Regions from separate parts of the Homo sapiens genome. Here region 2 is linked to region 1. The links are chromatin loops, found by intact Hi-C in ENCODE. Cell type or tissue: dorsolateral prefrontal cortex. All regions are shown on one strand. Links, peaks and the distances in the headings refer to the core of each region. The heading gives the core; the rest is flanking DNA.

What was found. Hi-C counts contacts between places; a loop is a spot of excess contacts. Peaks named below come from ENCODE experiments on the same cell type or tissue, not always from the same donor. Only the 100,000 strongest peaks of a DNase experiment are listed, where the experiment ranks them.
Region 2: it touches region 1 in a loop (2.0-fold over the local background); 2 of 110 quality-filtered maps call a loop at or near these places.

Annotation. Positions count from the first base shown.
Region 1 is chr12:70,551,738-70,562,478 of GRCh38, reverse strand. It overlaps PTPRB (protein tyrosine phosphatase receptor type B), which reads left to right. Exons shown (of 34, transcript NM_001109754.4): 17 at 1,545-1,808; 18 at 2,855-3,136; 19 at 6,331-6,609; 20 at 7,170-7,319; 21 at 9,459-9,702. PTPRB-AS1 (PTPRB antisense RNA 1) reads right to left here. Exons shown (of 9, transcript XR_001749196.2): 7 at 4,401-4,499; 8 at 1,483-1,874. Among named protein-coding and RNA genes, the nearest start is that of PTPRB, 80 kb to the left of the region's middle. In dorsolateral prefrontal cortex, for the core only: no CTCF peak of the experiment used is centred there; a DNase peak (open chromatin) is centred at 4,548; H3K4me3 peaks cover 1,337 bases; H3K27ac peaks cover 6,740 bases.
Region 2 is chr12:70,402,338-70,413,078 of GRCh38, reverse strand. The region is part of intron 2 of KCNMB4 (potassium calcium-activated channel subfamily M regulatory beta subunit 4); the gene reads right to left. Among named protein-coding and RNA genes, the nearest start is that of KCNMB4, 41 kb to the right of the region's middle. In dorsolateral prefrontal cortex, for the core only: no CTCF peak of the experiment used is centred there; a DNase peak (open chromatin) is centred at 4,892; H3K27ac peaks cover 1,848 bases.

The DNA of each region.
Region 1 (10,741 bases), core at 934-8,933:
AGAGAAGGGCAACCACAAATATAACAAACAGGCAGTGACTGCTGCGAATTAGAAACACAGCGCTAGATGAAGTGAAAACACAGAGTTCCAGGAAAGTGAGAGACATCTCTCTGGGCTGCAAACAAAAAACAGAATCTACCCTTTTCCCATAATTTGAGTCCTTTATCTCCTGTTCAAAAAAAAATGTTTTGGGGGGGGACGAGTTCTCACTCTGTTGCCCAGGCTGGAGTGCAGTGATGCCATCATGGCTCCCTGCAGCCTCGACCACCTGGGCTCAAGTGATCCTCTTGCTTCAGCCTCCCGAGTAGCTGGGACTACAGGCACACGACACCATGCATGGCAAACTTTTAACTTTTTAATTTTTATTTTTTGTAGAGATGGGGGCCTCCCTGTATTGCCCAGGCTGGTCTTGAACTCCTGGGCTAAAGCAATCCTCTTGCCTCGACCTCCCAAAGTGCTGGAATTAGAGGCGTGAGCCACCACGGTCAGCCCACCTATTCAATTCTTTTTTCTCATTTGACAATAGTTTTAGGTGCTCTTCTGTGCCAGGCACATGGCCCACTGCTGTAATGTGACGGTGAACAAGACAGTCAAGGGCCCTGCCCTCAGAGAACTCTGCAATAGCGGGGAGGGAAGAGGACAAGGACAGATCATCAAAGGGAGATGATCTGGGAATGCCTTAAATTCTATGAAAAAAATGATGTGTCATGATAGTGACTTGGCAGGACAAGCAACTGCTTTAGATAGGAGAAGGCATTTCAGCAGAGACCTAAAGGTGAGGGGAGCCACGTGGGAACATATTCCAAGGGCACCCAACAGAAGTTCTGTTTGTCTTTTGAAAGGAGTGAAAAAGAGCAGCGATAAGCTTCAACCACAAATAGAATTGCCTAGATGTCATCATTTCTGAGGCAACCCACCCTTTGCACATCTTTCCTTACCTGCTCATTAATGCTTAAAGGTCTCCCAATGTGGCAACAGTCTTCATTCTCCAAAAAATAGCAAAGCTATTGGGATAGGTGGCAGCATGACTAATCTATACAGTGATAGGAGTGACTGTTAACACTTCTCTCCCTAAATGAAGTTGTACCAATACAGATTTTATAAAAAAGAGCACAAGAGAACTGAGAACCTAAAGGAGGGTACAGAGGATGTAAAGAGACCCAGAGAGGGTTGTTATGGGATGGTGGCTGCAATGAGATAGGCCACACTGGGAGGAGCTGGAACCTCGTATATACATTTTCTGGGCCTTTTTCATAAGCTAAATGACAACGATTTATTCATCATTTATGAAGATTTCATTTTACATGCCTATCAGGGTCCATGTGGCAAGCATCTAGAAGTCACCACCTGGTTTGTTTTGTTTTAATTTATACCATATCTCTAGTCCATATGCCCTTAAAGTTAAATGGCCTGAAATGTAGGCAAGATCTGACTACAATATGTACGACTCACCCACATGCCCAACATAGCATATACTCTCACCTGTGGGCCAAAATGCCTGTGTTTCTGTTTTGTTCTCAGTAACAATTTTTCTTCTGTTTAAGTCCCAGCCTCTGTGAGTCATCTCAGGGGGTCCAATCGGAACACGACAGACAGCCTTTGGTTCAACTGGAGTCCAGCCTCTGGGGACTTTGACTTTTATGAGCTGATTCTCTATAATCCCAATGGCACAAAGAAGGAAAACTGGAAAGACAAGGACCTGACGGAGTGGCGGTTTCAAGGCCTTGTTCCTGGAAGGAAGTACGTGCTGTGGGTGGTAACTCACAGTGGAGATCTCAGCAATAAAGTCACAGCGGAGAGCAGAACAGGTGAGAAGCCCAGGTGCCAATGGCCAAGGGATGGTGGGAAGTAGCTTCCAGAGACACATTTTGATTCTGATTTTAATGACAAGAGATAAAGCCAATAATGATATACCCTGAGCTAGCCCCTGAATTTGGGAAGGGACTGTGGGACAACAGATAAAGGACAAGGCTTTGGTCCAAAAGAAATATGTCCTTAGCTTAGCTCTATGAATCTGGGCAAGTCATTGAGCATCTCTAGGCCTCAGTTTTCTTATCTGCAAAGTGGGAATAATCATATACATCATCACTGTGTGGCTATCACCAGTGCTTCCTAACTGTTTTTATGTCATGGGCACACACAGAGGTCTGTGTGCCACCCTGGAGTTAATCAACAAGGCTATCTGCAACTGAACATAATTGTCTGTGGACGTCAGCCCTGTACCCCAAAATCTGATGGAATTAATATCTTCACACACTTGTAACCCATTCAGGGCACACTCATGCTCCACAGCACCATGGTAAGGAAGATCTGGCTATGAATATTTAAGAAAAGGTATATGAGGCTGGGCACCGTGGCTCATGCCTATAATCCCAGTACTTTGGGAGGCCGAGGTGGGTGGATCACTTGAGGTCTGGAGTTCGAGACCAGCCTGGTCAACGAGAGGAAACCCTGTCTCTACTAAAAATACAACAATTAGCCAGGTGTAGTGGTGGGCACCTGTAATCCCAGCTACTTGGGAGGCTGAGGTGCCTGTAATCCCAGCTACCTGGGAAGCGGAGGTTGCAGTGAGCCAAGATCACTCCACTGCACTTCAGCCTGGGCAGCAAGAGCAAAACTCTGTCTCAAAAAAAAAAAAGTGAAAAAAAAAAAAAAAAAGTACATAAAATGCTCGAAGACAGTGCCTTACACATAATAAACACTATTAATGAAAGCTCCTGCTACTATATTATTATCATATTATCTCTTCCTACAAAGTACATTAAAAGTGTGTCTGATGTTGCTCAGCTATCTTATTTGTATATGTTATGGCATAGCTGTGATTATGTGATTTTTCACTTTCTCCTACATTCAGCTCCAAGTCCTCCCAGTCTTATGTCATTTGCTGACATTGCAAACACATCCTTGGCCATCACGTGGAAAGGGCCCCCAGACTGGACAGACTACAACGACTTTGAGCTGCAGTGGTTGCCCAGAGATGCACTTACTGTCTTCAACCCCTACAACAACAGAAAATCAGAAGGACGCATTGTGTATGGTCTTCGTCCAGGGAGATCCTATCAATTCAACGTCAAGACTGTCAGTGGTGATTCCTGGAAAACTTACAGCAAACCAATTTTTGGATCTGTGAGGACAAGTATGACATGTTTTGCTACTCTTATTTCTCAAATGGAGTAGAGGAAGTATATGTTCAACATCTTACTCAAATAGGGCTTGGATTAAATCCATATTTTTACATGGGATTGGTCTGGATTTGAATTCAGGCAGAAGTCTCTGTAGATTTGTTCGTTCATTCAACATTAACAACAAGGGACAATAAATCTCTCTCTGCCCTCATGGGGCTTACAATTAGGTAGGACGTACTATTTGTAAATAGACATTATATTTTGGGTGTGATGAGGGAAGTAAATGGTACTATGGAGACACTTGTTAGGTAATCTGACCCAATACAAGAGAACTTCTTGGAAAAGGAAACATCCAAATAGAAACCTAAAGCAAGAGATTTACCAGGTAGAGGTAGGGGAAGAAGTGGAGAATATTCCAGGTAGAGAGAATAAAATATTCCAAGATGAGAGAGGAGGGAGAGTACAAGATCTACCAATAGGGGAACAGAAAGAAGTTTATTTGGCCATAGCATAAAAGGTGAGGATTAAGGGAATCAGATAATAAAATATTTTGTATTCCATGGTAACTACTTTGAACTTTATTTTGAACCAACTGGAGCCACTCAATTTCAGCAGAGATATCATAATCATTATTTACACTTTAGAAAGTTACTCTGGGTACAGTGTAGAGAATAGATTGAAAGAGGCAAAACTAGAAGCAGAGGGATCATAGTTAGCATATACTGCTGTATGTCCCTGAGATAAAAATACTTCGACGACGAAGCATATACCAGTTTCTTCCCAAAGGCATTTTGGGATAGATACTATCACCCTCAAAGAAAGACAGGTATTCAGTGTAGGGACTTTAATCCAAATATTTGTGTTTCAATAATACCCAGTATAAGTAGCTTCTGGGATCAGATCAGATAGTTATTGGTTGTTGATAAAATACATAGTTGAAAGTTAGAAATTTAAGCAAGTAGTTGTTTTATTTTTTTAATAAGCATTAATACTATAACAAGTATAACTTTTATGCCACATTGTATCCAAAGAGCAGTTATTTGTGTGTCAAGAGAAATATGTGAAAAAGAACTAAGAGTTTTAGTTTATGGCGAGCTCAGGATGAGTTTTCCGTGGCTGACTGTGGGCTGTGTTCATGAAATCTGCTAAGCAGAACACCCTGCACTGGTTACCAAACCCAGGGCAGAACTCTAAACACTTCTGACCATTGCATCTGGTATTAGAGTAGCCAGGGAAACACAATGCAAACACTGGATGGAACAAAGCTTTACTTACATAGAGAGGAGACAGAGTAAGATCAGCCTCAACAGTATGCATCAGTCCCCCACAGCCAGCTGCAGTAGTTGCCCAGAGATGCACTTGCTATCTTCAACCCTGACAACAGAAAACAGAAGGGCGCATTGTCTGTGGTCTCTTCCAGCAGCCAATGGAGGGCAGTTGGCTAAGTGCACCCCTCTCGGGCCACAGTAGAAGGACCCTGTCCTGTCTCCTCAGAGGACAACTATAGCATTGGTGTTCGCCATCTACCATGTGACACACATGCTTAAGCAGAACAAAAGAGCATACATTGAGCTTGCAACAGGGAATGATACTCCCACACAAGGCAATGAGCCCAGCACAGGGTGTGTAGGCTCTCCATCTCTTGGTAAGAAAGTATCTTAAGCTCAAGGGCCATTTCTTACACAGCCAAATGGGGGTTGATAGACTATGCACATGAGACTGCCTTTCCCAACAGCCTCGCAGGTGCTCAGTTTAAGAGCTCATACAACTCTGTTAGAGGCTAGGCTTATAAGTCACAACTGGACTGTTGTATTCAGTCCCGGGTGCTAGAATTTAAGGGAGGCATTTACCAAAAGGGGGAGTGCCCAAGAGGACAAAAACTGCCATGAAAGAGAGACTCAGTGCTGTTTCATGAGGAATGATTATGGTGGAACTTGTTTTTGTTTTGTTATGTTTTGTTTTGTTTTCTTCGAGGCTTGTATTTATTAGGATCGGGTGAGGCTATGGGTAACAGAAAATCCAAAATAGCAGAAGTTTAAATAGAATAGAAGTTTATAATTTTCATGTAAAATCATTCCAGTACTCAATTTCTCACAAATATGCTTCAACCATAATGAATGATTTGCAGTTCTCAATTTTCTACCATCCCACTCCGGCACCTCCTCCTTTGGTACCTGGGTTTCTGGTTTTTCTCTACGTAGAATGCCTCTTTCGTGATACCTTGGCAGAGTGTCACCTCTGCCTTACAGCTTTTACTAACTCCTGCTGATCACTAATAGCCAGCAGCTAAAAGTTGTGTGTCACACCACATAGCACCTTCTCTCACCATTTCTTCTGGTATGTTTTCCTTTCTACCTTGTGTTATGGCTATTTTGGACTCATTTCCATTTGTAGAGGTTAGAGCTAACGTCTTATTTACCTCTGTACTGTTCATAATCCCCAGAAGAGCACCTGGCACATAGTAGGTACTTGTTTCTCTCAACACGTGAAAGAAGTGTTCACTCCACTCTCTTTTTGTTTGCATGGCTTCAGAGGAGGACATAATTCTTAACTTTGCTTCTCTATATGTAAGTTGTTTTTCCCCCTCTGGCTTCTTTCAGGAATTTTTCTTTATCTTTGATTTTCTGTAGTGTGAAAACGATATGCCTAGCCATAGTTTTTTTGGCATATATCCTCCTTGGTGTTTTCTGAGCTTCCTGGATCTGTGGTTGGTGTCTAACATTTATTTGTGGGAAATTCTTAGTCATTCTTGTTTCAGATATTTCTTCTGTTCCTTTCTTTCTTCTTCTGGTATTCCCATTTTGTGTAGGATACACCTTTTGTGGTTGTTCCATGGTCCTTCGATCTTCTGTTCTGCTTTTCAGTCTTTGTTTTCTTTGCTTTTTCCATTTGGAAGGTCTCTATTGATATATCCTCAGGCTCAGAGACTGTCCTCAGCCACGTCTAACTATTAATAAGCCCATCAAGGCATTCTTTAACTGTTACTCAGACTTGTCCACACCTGTCCTCCAGCTTTTCCTACCCCAACCTTGGTTCCCTGGGAGATTTATGCTCATGTGTCTCTGCTAGGGTGAGCCACGACACTCTGTATTTGCCTGTCTGTCCCTCCTATACCTAGATCTCAGAGCTAGTTGGACCCAAAGGAGCTGAAAAAAAAAAATTCTCCCTGAGTTCTGAAAAGTGTTGCCTCCTCTGTTTCCTTTAGAGCCTGACAAGATACAAAACCTGCATTGCCGGCCTCAGAACTCCACGGCCATTGCCTGTTCTTGGATCCCTCCTGATTCTGACTTTGATGGTTATAGTATTGAATGCCGGAAAATGGACACCCAAGAAGTTGAGTTTTCCAGAAAGCTGGAGAAAGAAAAATCTCTGCTCAACATCATGATGCTAGTGCCCCATAAGAGGTACCTGGTGTCCATCAAAGTGCAGTCGGCCGGCATGACCAGCGAGGTGGTTGAAGACAGCACTATCACAATGATAGACCGTAAGTGTCCCTGGAGGTGCGCACAGAGCCTCCTGTCACTGGAGTGAAGGGGCTGTGCACCTTTCTCTATCATATCCATCACTGCTATTCACTTGCATACACTTCACTTTTGCATAAGCCTGTCTGATTGCCACCTGGAGAGGAGGACCTAAAAGTCTCCAGAAATGGAAACATTTCTCTGGGTAAAGTACCCTGACAGCAAACAAGTTAGATGGTCTTAAAGTACCTGAATGAGTTAGTATTTAAATATATCACTTTGCCTCATATAGTTAGAGCTATAATGGAGCTCTTAAGCAATTTGAAGCTACAACTTCAGGAAATTCTGCTGAAGAGCTACCTCTTTCATTATGTTTAATGTGCCACTGGCAAATCACTTCCTCTGCCTGTTTTCCTTCAGGAGAAGGGGAGAGTTTCTTGATTACAGCATTAAACACAGGCACACGCTCACACACACACAGTCTGATGCAGGAGAGCAGAATCCTTCATTTCACTAACTGTTGTTTATGCTGTGAAAGCAGAGTTGTGACCCCTCTTGGTTCCTTCCCCACCTCTTTTTCCAGGCCCCCCTCCTCCACCCCCACACATTCGTGTGAATGAAAAGGATGTGCTAATTAGCAAGTCTTCCATCAACTTTACTGTCAACTGCAGCTGGTTCAGCGACACCAATGGAGCTGTGAAATACTTCACAGTGGTGGTGAGAGAGGCTGATGGTAAGTTATCATGAGTTAACTCCACTCTGAGACACAGAATTGCTTCCTCAGAGGTCATGTGGGAGATCTTTCTGTGACAAAGTTTAAGAAACTTAAGTAGAAAATGTAATTTTTGTATCATTCACCCCTCTCTCTGCTGGATACAGGGAGATGTAAGAAAAAGCTGCTCAAAGGCTCTTTGGGCAATAAAGCCTGTTATCCTCTGGGTTTAATTATTAAATAGAAGAGTAATGATAATAGCAACCACAACGATAATAACAATAACCATCATTTATTGAGCCCTTACTACGTGCTGTGCACTATTGGAAGTGCATTGCATGTAATGCCTTATTCAGTCCTCTTCATTATTGGGTCAGTCTTGTTCACTACTCTTTTGTTCTACCATTAAACATTAATATGCCTCAACTGTCTTCACCCCTCCCTGTCTCAAATGCCTCAACTGATCATGCTTGCAAACCACCCACCAAGTCACAAAAATAACCAAAAGCTTAAAAGAAGGAAAAGATGTTCATGAAAAACATTCTTCCCTTCTCCACTGAATTTTGAATAGTTTTATTCTCTAGTTTCCTAAATTATTCAATATCTACCTAATTCCTACAGATAAGAACAAAGTCTAGGGAATAGTTATCACAACATCACATACAACCACTCAGTATGAGCTTTCAAGCTTATTATATCAGCATTTGTCAAACCACCTGTAAGAGTGTTGTATTTGGGGCACACCTGTCCATATATGTATTCGCCATTGAGGTCTTGTGTGTTATTTCTCCAAAAGAGATGCTTGTGCCTGGAATGACATTAATATAGTTTACCTTTCTTATATATTTTTATACTGTTTAAGGTGCTGCATGAGTTTCTTAAGCATCCCTAATAATTTTGACCCATTTGTGGGTAAGGGGGAAACTTGAAACCTGACAAACTGTGAGGAGTTTCTAGGCCAATGGGTATTTTAGGCTCACAGTATCTAACAGTCTATGTGCTTTCACAGTTTATTTAATTGTACTAAATCTGGTTATGCACAATTAATTAAATAATTTCAAGGGTCAGTGGTGTGTCCCAGATTTCCTCACACCACATAATTGAAGATAAATTAGTGAACTGTGGAAAGACTTTAGACTTAATTAGACTGCAATGAAGACAGTGTTTTGCTACATGAATATGAGACAGTAACCAAAAAAGTCACACCCCAGAAAGTAGCCTTGTGTTCCCCAGCCAGACAGCCTTCCCATTATTGATGTCCATGGAGATGAGCTGTGATTTCCAGGTTAGCTAAGATAACAATCCATCTCATATAAACGCCATTTATAGTGTACACACTCATGCTAAAGACAACATTTCTTTTTAACTACTGCCAACAAAATATTTCTAAGACTCACTTATGAGCAAATTTTATTAAACAACAATCCAGGATGCTATGATAAACCCTCACTGCACCACTTCTTGAAGCTCATTGTAAATAGTATCTGATCTCTATAGTATTTATCTTTCTACTTACGCTTTTCTCCAGCCAACATCAAAACTGGTTTGCAGTGCCAAAACACACAGCAGGCTGGGTGGACAGGGGAAGAGTTCTGGGAAGTGCTCTGAGTAAGGGGCCAAATTTGGATGGGGATTAAACTGTACTCAAGATAACAGATCCACATGCAGAGCAATAATCAAACTGGGCATGACATGTGGAGCACGCCTTGTGGGATGACTGCTCTGGCCTAGGACATGATTTCTCTTATCTTTTTCCTATTTCCCAGGTCATAGGGGTTTCCTTATTAGCTCAACTACAATGGTTATTGGCAAGATAGTTTATCAAGTGGGTTCACTCACAATGGGAGTTGTCCAACACTCTGGAGTTGTGAGACATGCTCTCATTTAATGCAATGAGCTACCCTTATTTTATTTCCTAGGAAAATGATGCTGTGTGTGTGTGTATTTTATATACACACTATTTATGTATTTTGGAAAAAGTGAATTAAAATTAACTTTATTAGGAGAATTTCACATCGTTCTTTGAGATTGCAGAATCTGTACTTTGGAAATGGCCAGAGATAGTGGATGTGGAGGCAGCCTTAGAAACCTAATTTAAAATCACTGAAATCACCTAAGTCACAAGAAAGGCAGTCCTTAACTGTGGGTTTTCTCCTCCAGGCAGTGATGAGCTGAAGCCAGAACAGCAGCACCCTCTCCCTTCCTACCTGGAGTACAGGCACAATGCCTCCATTCGGGTGTATCAGACTAATTATTTTGCCAGCAAATGTGCCGAAAATCCTAACAGCAACTCCAAGAGTTTTAACATTAAGCTTGGAGCAGAGATGGAGAGCCTAGGTGGAAAATGCGATCCCACTCAGCAAAAATTCTGTGATGGACCACTGAAGCCACACACTGCCTACAGGTTAGATATATTACCACTGTTTTGCTAGAAGGGACATGCTACATTACTAAGCACTCAGCTGTCTGAGCAACTGATGCATGCGAGCTTCCATAGATTAATAACCTACGTTACAAGAGTACTGTGCATTTTACTGGGTAATTTATAAACGTTGGATTCCTGCCTCCACTTGCAGGTAATGTGTCAAAAGGGACTTCAGCACTATGCAAAAGCTCCAGTTCATTAAGGGAAGAACTGAAGGTTCTTAATAGATTGTTCTTTCTTCTACAACTTTCATTATTTTTTTTTTTTTTTTTGAGACAGAGTCTTACTCTGTTGCCCAGACTGGAGTGCAGTGGTGCCATCTCGGCTCACTGCAACCTCTGCCTCCCTGGTTCAAGCAATTCTCTTGCCTCAGCCTCCCAAGTAGCTGGGATTACAAGTGCACGCCACCACACCCGGCTAAGTTTTGTATTTTTAGTAGAGATGGGGTTTCACCATGTTGGCCAGGCTGGTCTCCAACTCCTGGCCTCAAGTGATCTGCCTGCCTTGGCCTCCCAAAGTGCTGGGATTACAGGTGTGAGCCACCATGCCTGGCCCTTCTACAACTTTCTAAATATGAGTCCAATACTTTACTTTGCTCATTATTGTAAAAATTTCCAAATAAAATGACTGAGTTTAGGGAGATCCAAAAACAATATGAAGTTATATCTTCTACTTATAATGTGAACTGAAATTATACTCACTTATTTACCTTCTAAGGCATCTAAAGATGGAAGCGCTCTTTGCTCCAGACAGAACTCTGGAAGGCAAAGACCCCTGAATGAATGGGAACACCCTTTTTTCCCCATGGAGATGACTAATGAAAAGGAGCAGCTGTCTGGCTTTGGCTCCAGGAAACATCACTGCAGTCACTAGGCCCTTCGGCCCTAGGAATTGGCAGTGCTCTTGTTCTGCACTGTGTTTTCAGAAAGCAGGTACAAGCAGAAGTATATAGCATCCCAATCAGCATCCTCAAGAGAAAGGGAACCTAGGCTACCATCTTGGATATAGAGCTACTGAC
Region 2 (10,741 bases), core at 1,273-9,272, 150 kb after region 1:
AAAGAAAGCCTTCAACTCTGATGTAATCTCTCTTAATATGGAGACAGACACAAATGTATATGGAAAATACTTGGTTTCGGTAAGATTCCAGATTTACTGTTTTGTTTTTTAAGATACAGGATATATCATTGGGTTTAATGTCTAAAGAAAAAGCCAATATGTTCCTGTAAAAAATAGCCTTAGAACCAGTCTATTCTCTAATGATAAGACTGTAAGAAATACTTCTCAGAGTAGAAGACAAAAATAAGTAATTTTTACCAAATATCAAACACAGTATTTAGTAATTCATTCCAATGTCAACAAAATTTTCCTCTGGAATTTGTTCCAAATCTTAGGTCCCATCTTTATATGCACATTTTCCCCATTTGTATACTAAGAGGTCTGCTAGTAAAAACAAAGTTTTTTCTTTAGTAATTTGCTCTATAAAAAAGCCAAAAGAAAAACTTAGAAGCCAATGGTACAATTAAATTCAACATATAAATATATTAAAATAAATCTTTTTTTGAGCTTGCATCTGTTTTTAGAGCTCAATCTGTTTTTAGAATGCAAAGACGTCCGGAAAATAAACTACAACTGACCAATCATTTTTCACTCTATTGGTTATAAACATATTCAGATGCCTATTTCTAAGCATGTAAGTGTTGTCTGTCACACATAACAAGAAATCCAGAGGTAGCATGGCCAGGGCAGGGGCAGCTATTCCACAAGAGTGCCAGGAAGCTGGCTCTTTTTGCTCCACTCTTACTAATGTGTAGATGTCCACTCTCCTGTTTATCACCTCAAAGCTGCATGATGCCTTTTGCTGTTGTGGCATCAGAAAGCAGGAGGCAGCAGCACTCACATCAGAAAAGCAAAGGCTTTCCCAGAACATTCCAGTTAATGGTGCCTCCAAAACAGTTACCCAGGACAGAAAGCCAGAACTGGATCCAATTCCATCCAGTTCTTAACCTCAACCCCTATCAAGCATCATGTACTTCTCTAAATCTGCAGATTCCACTTCCTTCAAGTCCTATGTCCATTCCTCCTTTTCTTCCTCCACTAATTCTACCTTTGTCCAAGCTCCTACCATCCCTTGTCTAGACTGGTACAACAGTCTCCAAATTGTTCATGGATCCTCCAGCTTTGGCTTCTATCAATCTACCCTCCATGCTGCCACTAGACTCATCTTTCTAAAACTTAAATGTGACTGTCACTCCTCCACTGCCCTTAAGACAAATTTAAACCCCTTAGCATGACATACACGCACAGTATTATCTATTTCAACCTCTTCAGTTCATCTACCACTTTCTTTTTTCTTTTTTTAGACAGGGTCTCCCTATGCTGCCCAGGCTAGCCTTAAACTCCTGGACTCAAATGATCCTCCCATCTCAGCCTCCCAAGTAGTGGGGACTACAGGTATATGCCACTGTTCCCAGCTTGAGATGGTAGCATTTTTATGTGTAAAATTTAGGACACTAAATTACAAAAAGAGTAACAACCATGATACCAGAGTGATAAGCTATTCTGTGGCGGCAGGAAGATCTCTGTAGCCCCTGAAATGGGCTTGCTTCACGGAGAGGAAATAGACATTTACAAAAGTGAATTTTCCAAATAATTAAAGCTTAAATTTTAAGTTGAATAAAAACTAATAAAATATTAAAATATTATTGGTAAAAATCTTCCTAAAAATGCATTACACATTTCTTTGCCTTTTAAGGAGAGTAGGTTGAACCAAATTTAACCTTTTTTGATGACTCAGTGTCATCATTATGAAACTCAATTACCGTTGAGGTAGCAGGGCTGTCTCCCTCTCCATTAAATGGCTCTAGACTGTTAACCATTTATTTCTTTACTAATTGCCTCTCCCTTTCACCATTAGGATTTTATCTAGCATCTTAAGTTGTTGTAATTTTGTACAAGTCTTCAGAACCAGGGAATCATAAAACCATAGAATTTGAGAGTTTGAAGGAATTTTAGAGATCATTTCATCCATCAGTCTATCAAATTTTATAGTTAAGAAAACTAAACCCTAAGTAAGTGAGCAGTCTTTTTCTAATCAGTTGCTTTTCATCTTCTATTTTAATGGCTTTAAAACTGTGTTCTGAAGAAACCACTACTCAATTTGAGCTCAGGCCATTATGTTTATCTTTCTTTAAAATGCTAAGGGTAAACTGGATTTAAAAACATATGCTACAGGATAAACACACTTTGAGTGAACTTAGAAATTAGGATATATCTGTTAGCATCAGGAGTACAACATATTTAACAACAGAATTTCTTCTTTCTTCCTTTTTTTTGTGTTGTTGTTTTACTCATTCATAAAACCCTCATTATTTATTTATTCAACACCTCAGCCTCCAATCAGTAAATAACCAGGCCCAACTTTGTTTCTAACTTAGTTGTTAGAAATCTACAGAGGCAGGGAAGAAAAGCATATGTGTTTACTAAGTATTAGCTATGGTGCAAATGTGTTTCTTACAAAACCAAAACAGAAGCTCTTAAGATGGGTAATGCTATCCTCATTTTACAGGCGAGGAAACCAAGATGGAGAAGCTGCACAATTTATCCAAGGTCGTACAATTAATCAGTGATAGAGGAGAAATGTAAATCCCGATGCTTGATGTCACATGACTGCTGCCCTTAAGGAATTCATAATCTATAACAACAAAAAAGTACATATTCAACTCTCTTAACAGTGTGATAAAAGCAACCATGGCAGTGTGGGACTGCAGAAGAGGAAGTAATGAATTATACCTGAAAAGGTGGGAGAAGGTTACACAGTAACATTTGAGGTGAATCTTAATAATAGTAATAAAAACAATAATAGCAAACACTTTTGTAGGAATTATTGTGGGTTAGGCACATGCCATCTCCTTGATATTATATCCCACTTCTGCAAAGGAAACTGAGGCACAGATAGATTTAAGTAACATATCTAAGACCACGCCACTAGAAAGCGTTTGGTTCTAGAGTTCATTCTAGGACTACTGTGCTGTGCTAATTCCCAGAAGTAAAAAAGGTGAAGGTGTCCCCAGGTGAGGAGAAAGAGACAGGAGCAAAGGCATCAAGGTGTATGGGAAACAGAATGACTCGAGGTGACTGATGCAGCTGGAATAAAAGTTAAAATATGTAAAGCAGACCATATTACCACTCTGCTTAAAACCAACGACTGGCTGCTCACTACATTTTAAGAGAAATCTAAGCCCTGTATAGTTCTTGCTCCACTCTCCCACTCATTCACAGTTCTCCTGACACACTGGCCTTCCAGTACCTAAAACCACCAAGCTCTTTTTTGCTGCAGAACATTGGCACATGGTAGTATCTCATTCTGAAATATTCTCCCCCTAGCTTTTTACCTAGCTAATTCTTGAACATCCTCTGGTCTTGACCTAATTTTAATTTACACAGAAAGGTCTTTGAAATTCCCCATCATGCCGTAATATCTCATAGCAGCATCCTCAGCTTCCCCTTCATAGCACTACCCTACTTTGTAATTATACTACTGTTGTGACTACAGACTATAGGCTCCATGAAGGCAAGGACCGTGTCTGCTATTTTGTTGTTGTTTTCTTGTTGTTTTGTCTTTGGTTTTCCTTGACTGGCACATAATTCAATGGCAGAAGTTTAAGTTGGAATTGGAAGAGCATGGCCTTTATCCTATAGATAAGAAGAAGGCAGAAAAATTTAATCAAGGACTGTGACAAGATCAAAAGGAGGCTTAAACAAAGCAAAACAAAACCTAGCGTGGTGTGGATGACAGACAAGAGAAAGACCAAGGCTGACAGACTAGTTGAGGATGCCTTCAACAAGCCAGGTGAGAGCCTGAATCCAGGCAGTGGTGGAGGAAGTGAATTCAAGAGACTGCACAGGTGGTGTGGCTGGATTTGTTCATTTGACGTGTGTGTTTGTGTAAGCCTGCTCCGTGTACTCTGTGACCTACTATCCAGAGGTATAAAACAAAGTACTAAAAAGTAAACCTGTATAGAAAAACTCTATGCTCTCCAACAAGAGGAAAAGATAAAAAGACTGATCACTCCTTTTGGCCTTTAGATCCAAAGGGAATTGAAGAATGAATAGTTATTTTCAAAGGGACAAGCCCTCTTCAAGGAGAAGCCAGTTAAGGCAAAGATGAAGAAAGGAAATTGTATGAAAAGATTGAGAATACAGAGAAGTTTTCTGGCAATGAAAAGGGGGTTTCAAAGTATACTCGTTAAGGGGGTATAAGTTAGGTTTTGCTGAGAAGGAATAAGCCAGGGAAAGACTGAGAAAAAAAATGAAAACATGATATAGGGAGAATTGTGAACTTACCTGAATAAAAAAGTGTAAAAACAAAATCTACACATTTTGGAAGGAGACTGAGCCTCGAGGTTAAGGGAGGCAAAGAGTGGAAAGGTTATATGGGAGGGCCACAAATGGACTCAACCCTTGGCATGAATTCACCCCAGTGACGCCTCTGCAGAATCCTTCCTGGGTGTAGAGAGGGATGGCCGCACCGAGACTGACTGCCCACGGCAGGCACAGCTGCTTCGGGGCTGCTTCGGCCGCTGCAGACTCAACACTGGAATACAGCTTGCCTCAACAGGACTTAACCAGTGGAAAGCTAAGACTCCTCTAATCTTTGTCTTAGATTTTTAAAATAACACCCTTTTCTTGAAAGTCAAAACTGGACTATTCTCCCTAATTTCCTGCATTTGAGCGAAATCGAAAGGTTTCTTTAAATATAAAGTTCATCTTTTCAAGAGCATCTGGGAGTCCCTACAGTAAGTCTATTTTAATTTCATATTTAGCAGTAGTAAAAAGTGTACTAAGAGTAGATGGCACCAGGGAGCTGCCATTTTTCACACCTCCAAACAGCACTCCTGTTTCCTCTCACATATGTCATGGTAAAAGAGCCAAACTCCGAACGCCTGCCTTCCCAGAGTCGCTGAAAAATCCTGTCTTGAGTGCTGCTGGGCTGTGATAGACCACCCCCGCTTCTATCTACACCCCCACCGTTTGGGAATGGGACAGTGAGATGATGGATAGGGAATGTGTATCCGTTCTGAAGGAGGTATAATGAGCTTAAATTTACTGTACTGAAGTTAACACAACTGCTATAGGTGACATAATAAGAAATTTGTATTTGGTCTCTGCCCCGGTTCCTGGCACAGAACTTGTAAAACCCTTGTAATTTCCTGAGTAGTCGGGGTGAGAGGAGAATCTTCGTTTTTTCATAGTAAGCCCCTTTCAACCATGCCCAAGTTTATACTAGTGAGGTGACTCTTGGAGGATGGGGACCGGTTGTCAGAAGAACCAACCATGTGAATAGAGGATTAGAATTCAGCACCACCTCAGGCTGGGCGCGGTGGCTCACGCCTGTAATCCCAGCACTTTGGGAGGCTGAGGCGGGCGGATCACGAGGTCAGGAGATCGAGACCATCCTGGCTAACACGGTGAAACCCCGTCTCTACTAAAAATACAAAAAATTAGCCGGGTGTGGTGGCGGGCGCCTGTAGTCCCAGCTACTCGGGAGGCTGAGGCAGGAGAATGGTGTGAACCCGGGAGGCGGAGCTTGCAGTGAGCAGAGATCAAGCCACTGCACTCCAGCCTGGGCGACAGAGTGAGACTCCATCTCAAAAAAAAAAAAAAAAAAAAAAAAAGAATTCAGCACCACCTCTCTCTAGCCACCTCTCCAGGCAAGGGAGAGTTGGCTAGAGATCAACTCAACCACCAAGGGCCAATGCTGTAATCAATCGTGCCTATGTAATAGCCATAAAAACCCTAACAACTCCAGAGCTCCTGGGTTGGTGCATACATCAAGGTGCTGGGAAGGTGGTGTGCCTGGAGAGGGCCCCTTGCTCAATGCATCTCTTCCATCTGGCAGTTCCTGAGTTGTGTCCTTTATAATAAACTGGAATAGTAAGTAGTGTTCTGTGAGCCATTCTAGCAAATTATTGAATGCAAGGAGGGAGGATGTGGGAACCCCTGACTTAGAGAAGGTCAGCCAGAAGTACAGGTAGATAGCTGGGACATGCGCTTGACATCTGAAGTGGGGGTCATCTTGTGGGGCTGGACCCTTTAATTTGTGGGATCTGATGCCAACTCCAGAAACAAACTGAACTGTAGGACACCAGCTAGTGTCACCAGAGAACTGAACTGCTTGGTGTGGAAATACCCCACACATTTGGTGTCAGAATTGTTGCGAGAGTACAAAAAAATACTTTTATACTTTTAGTATATAATTTGGTTTAGCTCTTTTTAGGTAGACCTCACACTTCTGGAGGAATAGTCCTTCTTGACTGGGTATTGAGAATATTCAAAATTCATGCCCTGACAGGAGGAGACAACCCTGTCAGGGGGAGGCAGCCCTTACAACACGCAGTTCCCAAGTGGGGAGTGAGAGGACGTTCATCAACATGGTCACCAGCTAGTCAGGACAGCACATGGAAGGGGTGCCTTGTTCACCTCCAACTGCAAGCTCAAGCTCAGGAACGTTCTGAAACCAGTTCCCAGTCCAGGGCAGGAAGCTTCAAGGAAGCACCTGATTCACACAGCAGTGGGTTCAGGCTCAAAGAGTCCCACCTCACAGAAAAAGAAATCTGCGTACTCCTTCAGCATTTTATTTCATTCTGTCTCGTTTTCTTCAGGGCACGTTCCATTTTTACTTTACGATATACATTCCATTTTTCTCTCTCCCTCCAACAGTTTTCATCTGCAGGAGGCTTATTTCTCTATATCCACTCCTCAGTTACTCACCTCCTCCCCAAGCCTTTTTCCAGTCATAGGAAACTTTAATTTTATTTTATTGTGGTAAGAATACTTAAGATGAGATATACCCTCTTCAATTTTTAAGTGTACAATACATTACTGTTGGTGATAGTACAGTATTGTTGTACACAAGTGTTGACTTGTACTGTACAAGTCTGTAGAGCCTATTGATCTTACTTGACTGAAACTTTATGGCCATTGATTAGTAACTTCCGTTACCCCCTCCTCCCAGCCCCTGATAACTACCACCATTCCACTTTTTTAATCTATGAATTTGACTATTTTAGATACTTCATATAAGTGGAATCATACAGTATTTGCCTTTTTGTGTCTGGCTTCTTTCACTTGGTATAATGTCCTCCAGGTTCATCCATGTCGTCACATGTTGCAGAGTTTCCTTCTTTTCAAAGGCTGAACACTTCCATTGTATGTACATACCATATTTTCTTTCTATTTCTTTTCGAGATCGGATCTCGCTATGTGGCCCAGGCTGGACTCCTGGCCCCAAGCAATCCTCCCGCCTCAGCCTCCCCTAGCTGAGACCCCAGGTATCACCATTGCGCCTGGCTTCACATATTCTTTATCCATTCATCTGCTGATGGACATTTAGGTTGTTTCCACATCTTGGCTATTGTGAATACTGCTGTGGTAAAAGGAGGAGTGCTCTTCAGGATCTTGAAGAGTCAAGATCCTGATTTCAAGTCTTTTGGAGAAATACCCAGGAGTGGGATTGCTGGATCATACAGTAGTTCTACTTTTAATTTTTTGAGGAACATCCATACTGTCTTCCATAGCAGCTGCATCCTTTTGCATTCCCACCAACGGTATGCAAGGGTTCCAATTTGTCCGTATCCTCACCAATACCTGTCTTTTGTTTTTTTGTTAATAGTCATTCTGAGAGGCGTGAGGTGACATTACATTGTGGCTTTGATTTGCATTTCTCTGATGATTAGTGAGGTTCAGCAATGTTTCATATACCTGTCAGCCATTTAGATGTCTATTTTTGAGAAATATCTATTTAAGCCCTTAGCCTTTTTTTAAATCAGATTATTAGTTTCTTTTACTATTGAGTTGTAGGAGTTCCTTATGTATTCAGGGGATTAACTCTTTAGCAGATATATAGTTTGCAAATATCTTCTCCTATTCTGTAGGTTGCCTTTTCACTCTGTTGAGTGTTTTCTTTGCTATTTAGTATGATGTAGTCCATGGCAAACTTCTTGAATGAGTAGTCTGTACTTATCAAAGGCTGTACCTAAATTATCTTCTTCTTGACTAACTTCTTCTCCTTAAAATACTCTCCTTTTAAGACGTTCTTATTTGATTTTCCTTTCACCCTCTGGCCACTCTTCCTTCATCTCCTTCTGCCTATAACTTAAATGTAGATGATCCTAAGATTCTGTCAACATTTCCCTCCTCACTCTAAATGTTCACAATATGCACTCTTTGTCTTCGCTTCAACTACAGCTTGTGCGCCATGATTCCCACATCTGAATAGCACTGCTTCTGACCTCTTGCTCCTCAACTTAAAAGTCTGTGTTTCTAACTCTTTCAAAGCATCTTCTGGATATTTTAAGAATCTCTCAAATTCAGCATACTCAGAGCTAGACTGTCCTTTTCTAACACTCAGTCAAGTTTGACACCTTTTTCCTTATCACTTACATTGTCATTAAGTTCTGTTGATTCTAACTAAAAAATCTTACTGCTATAATCCTTGTTGCTACTTTCACCACCACTATTCTCGTTTATGCCCTCAAAGTCTCTTACGAGGACCAGCAGATAGTCGATGGGAACTTTGGGAATCAGACTAACTGGATTCCAGTTTTTGCACTTAACAGTTGTGTGCACTGGAGAAGTTATTTAACTTTTTAAATATGCAATTTATTCATATGTTAAATGGGGCTAGTATTTAGAGATTTAGTAATCTAAACAAAATGTCATTCACAATGGCAGGCACACAGTAACCATTCAAAAATGTTTTTCACTCAGTACTCTCCTTTCTTTCTGCCTTTAACCCATCTTTCCCAGCCAGTATACATTCAACATTCACACCAGTTACTTTCTAACTCAAAAGGTCTACTCATGTCAGTCTTCAATTAAAAAAAAAAAACTTTTGACAAATTTTTATTGCCTATATGACAAAGAATCTCTTTAGTTTGACACTAATGACCCATTAGAAATCTAACCCCAAGCTACCTTTCTAGCTTACAAACTCATTACTCCATATTACATAACTTATTTACCTAAGGTATCTTACATTGTCAAGCCTTAATTTCTTTATTGTTGCCACCTCAATGTTCAGTCTTCCCCCTTCTATTTCTAGCTGATGTAATCATATTTATATGTGCATATGCATATGCTTTCAGCAATAAGTCCTAATTCCTTGGAAGCAAAGAACCCTCCTTTTAATTTGACACATTGCATTCACTTATTCATTCACTCACCAAATATTTATTACCTGAAACCCAGACATTGTGCTAGATATTAGAGATACATAAACAAAGAAGACTGGCCCATACCCTTAACAAGTGTGCAGCCTGGTGAGGAAAATGGGCATACAAACAATTCCAGTAATGGGTGAAAAGTGAAAGGGCAGAACAGTGACTGTAGTTTCTGGTTATAGATTAGAATCCCTAGCATCGATTTTACAAAATGCTAATGCCCGGTTTCAACCACCAAAGATTCTAATTAATTGGTCTGTGGTAAATTTTCTTTTTTTAAAGTTCCTCTAGCTGGGCACAGAGGCTCCCGCCTGTAATCCCAGTACTTCAAGATGGGAGGATCGCCTGAGGTCAGGAGTTCAAGACCAGCCTGGCTAACATGGTGAAACCCCGTTTCTACTAAATAATACAAAAATTAGCTGGGCATGGTGGCATGCACCTGTAATCCCAGCTACTTGGGAGGCTGAGGCAGGAGAATCACTTGAACCTGAGAGGCAGAGGTTGCAGTGAGCCAAGATCGTGCCACTGCACTCCAGCCTGAGTGACAGAGCGAGACTCCTACTCAAACAAAACAAAAAGAAAATAAAATAAAAAGCTCCTCTGGCCTAGTTATGTGAAGCAACCCTTGCAAGCTCCTGGGAGAGAGTTGTAAATAGAAGCCTATGGAATATTATGACTCAGAAACATTTCCTGAAAAAATAAAATAAAATAAAATAAAATAAAATAAAATAAAAGACGATGACTATGGAATATGGGAGACAACCTTTTCATTGGCATTTTTGGTTGTTCCACAACACCTTGTTCCCTTTCTTCTTCCTTCCCAAATCTACTCAGGGGTATACCCCGTCTCCAAGTGACTTAAGAGATGTAACACTAGCCCCAAGTCAGGGGTTGATTCTGATTGTTCTTTCTTGTGATTGGTTTAGGTGTGGGCAAAGGAACTCACTGTGAACAAGGATACATGAAGGGAGGTTGCCTGTGGGAAGATGGGAAAAGTTTTCCAAATCCCAAGAAAAATGCATCAAGAAAGACAGGCTCTTTCTCTCTTTGGACACTGCTGCATCTGGCTGGGACATCTGGAACTGAAGCAACTATATTATAACTGTGAAAAGAGCCACCTTGAGGCCAGATTTGAAAAGGAGCTGGGTTTTGGTAACACTATTAAGTCATTGCATCAAACAACCCTGACATCCGTCCACCTGTGCATTTCTCCTTCATTTTCATTTTTTTCTTTCTTCCTTTTTTTTTTTTTTTTTTTTTGAGGCAGGGTCTCATTTTGTCACCCAGGCTAAAGTGCAGTGGTGTGATCATGGCTCATTGCAGCCTCAACCTCCCAAGGCTTAGTAGGACCCAAGCGATCCTCCCATGTTAGCTTCCTGAGTAGCTGGGACTACAGGTGCACATCATCATGCCTGGCTAATTTTTAAAATTTTTTGTAGAGACAGGGTCTCCCTACGCTGCCCAGGCTGGCCTTGAACTCCTGGGCTCAAGTGATCCTCCCGCCTCAGTCTTCCACGGTGTTGGGATTACAGGCGTGAACCACCATGCCTGGCCTTGCATTTCTTGATGTATAAAAT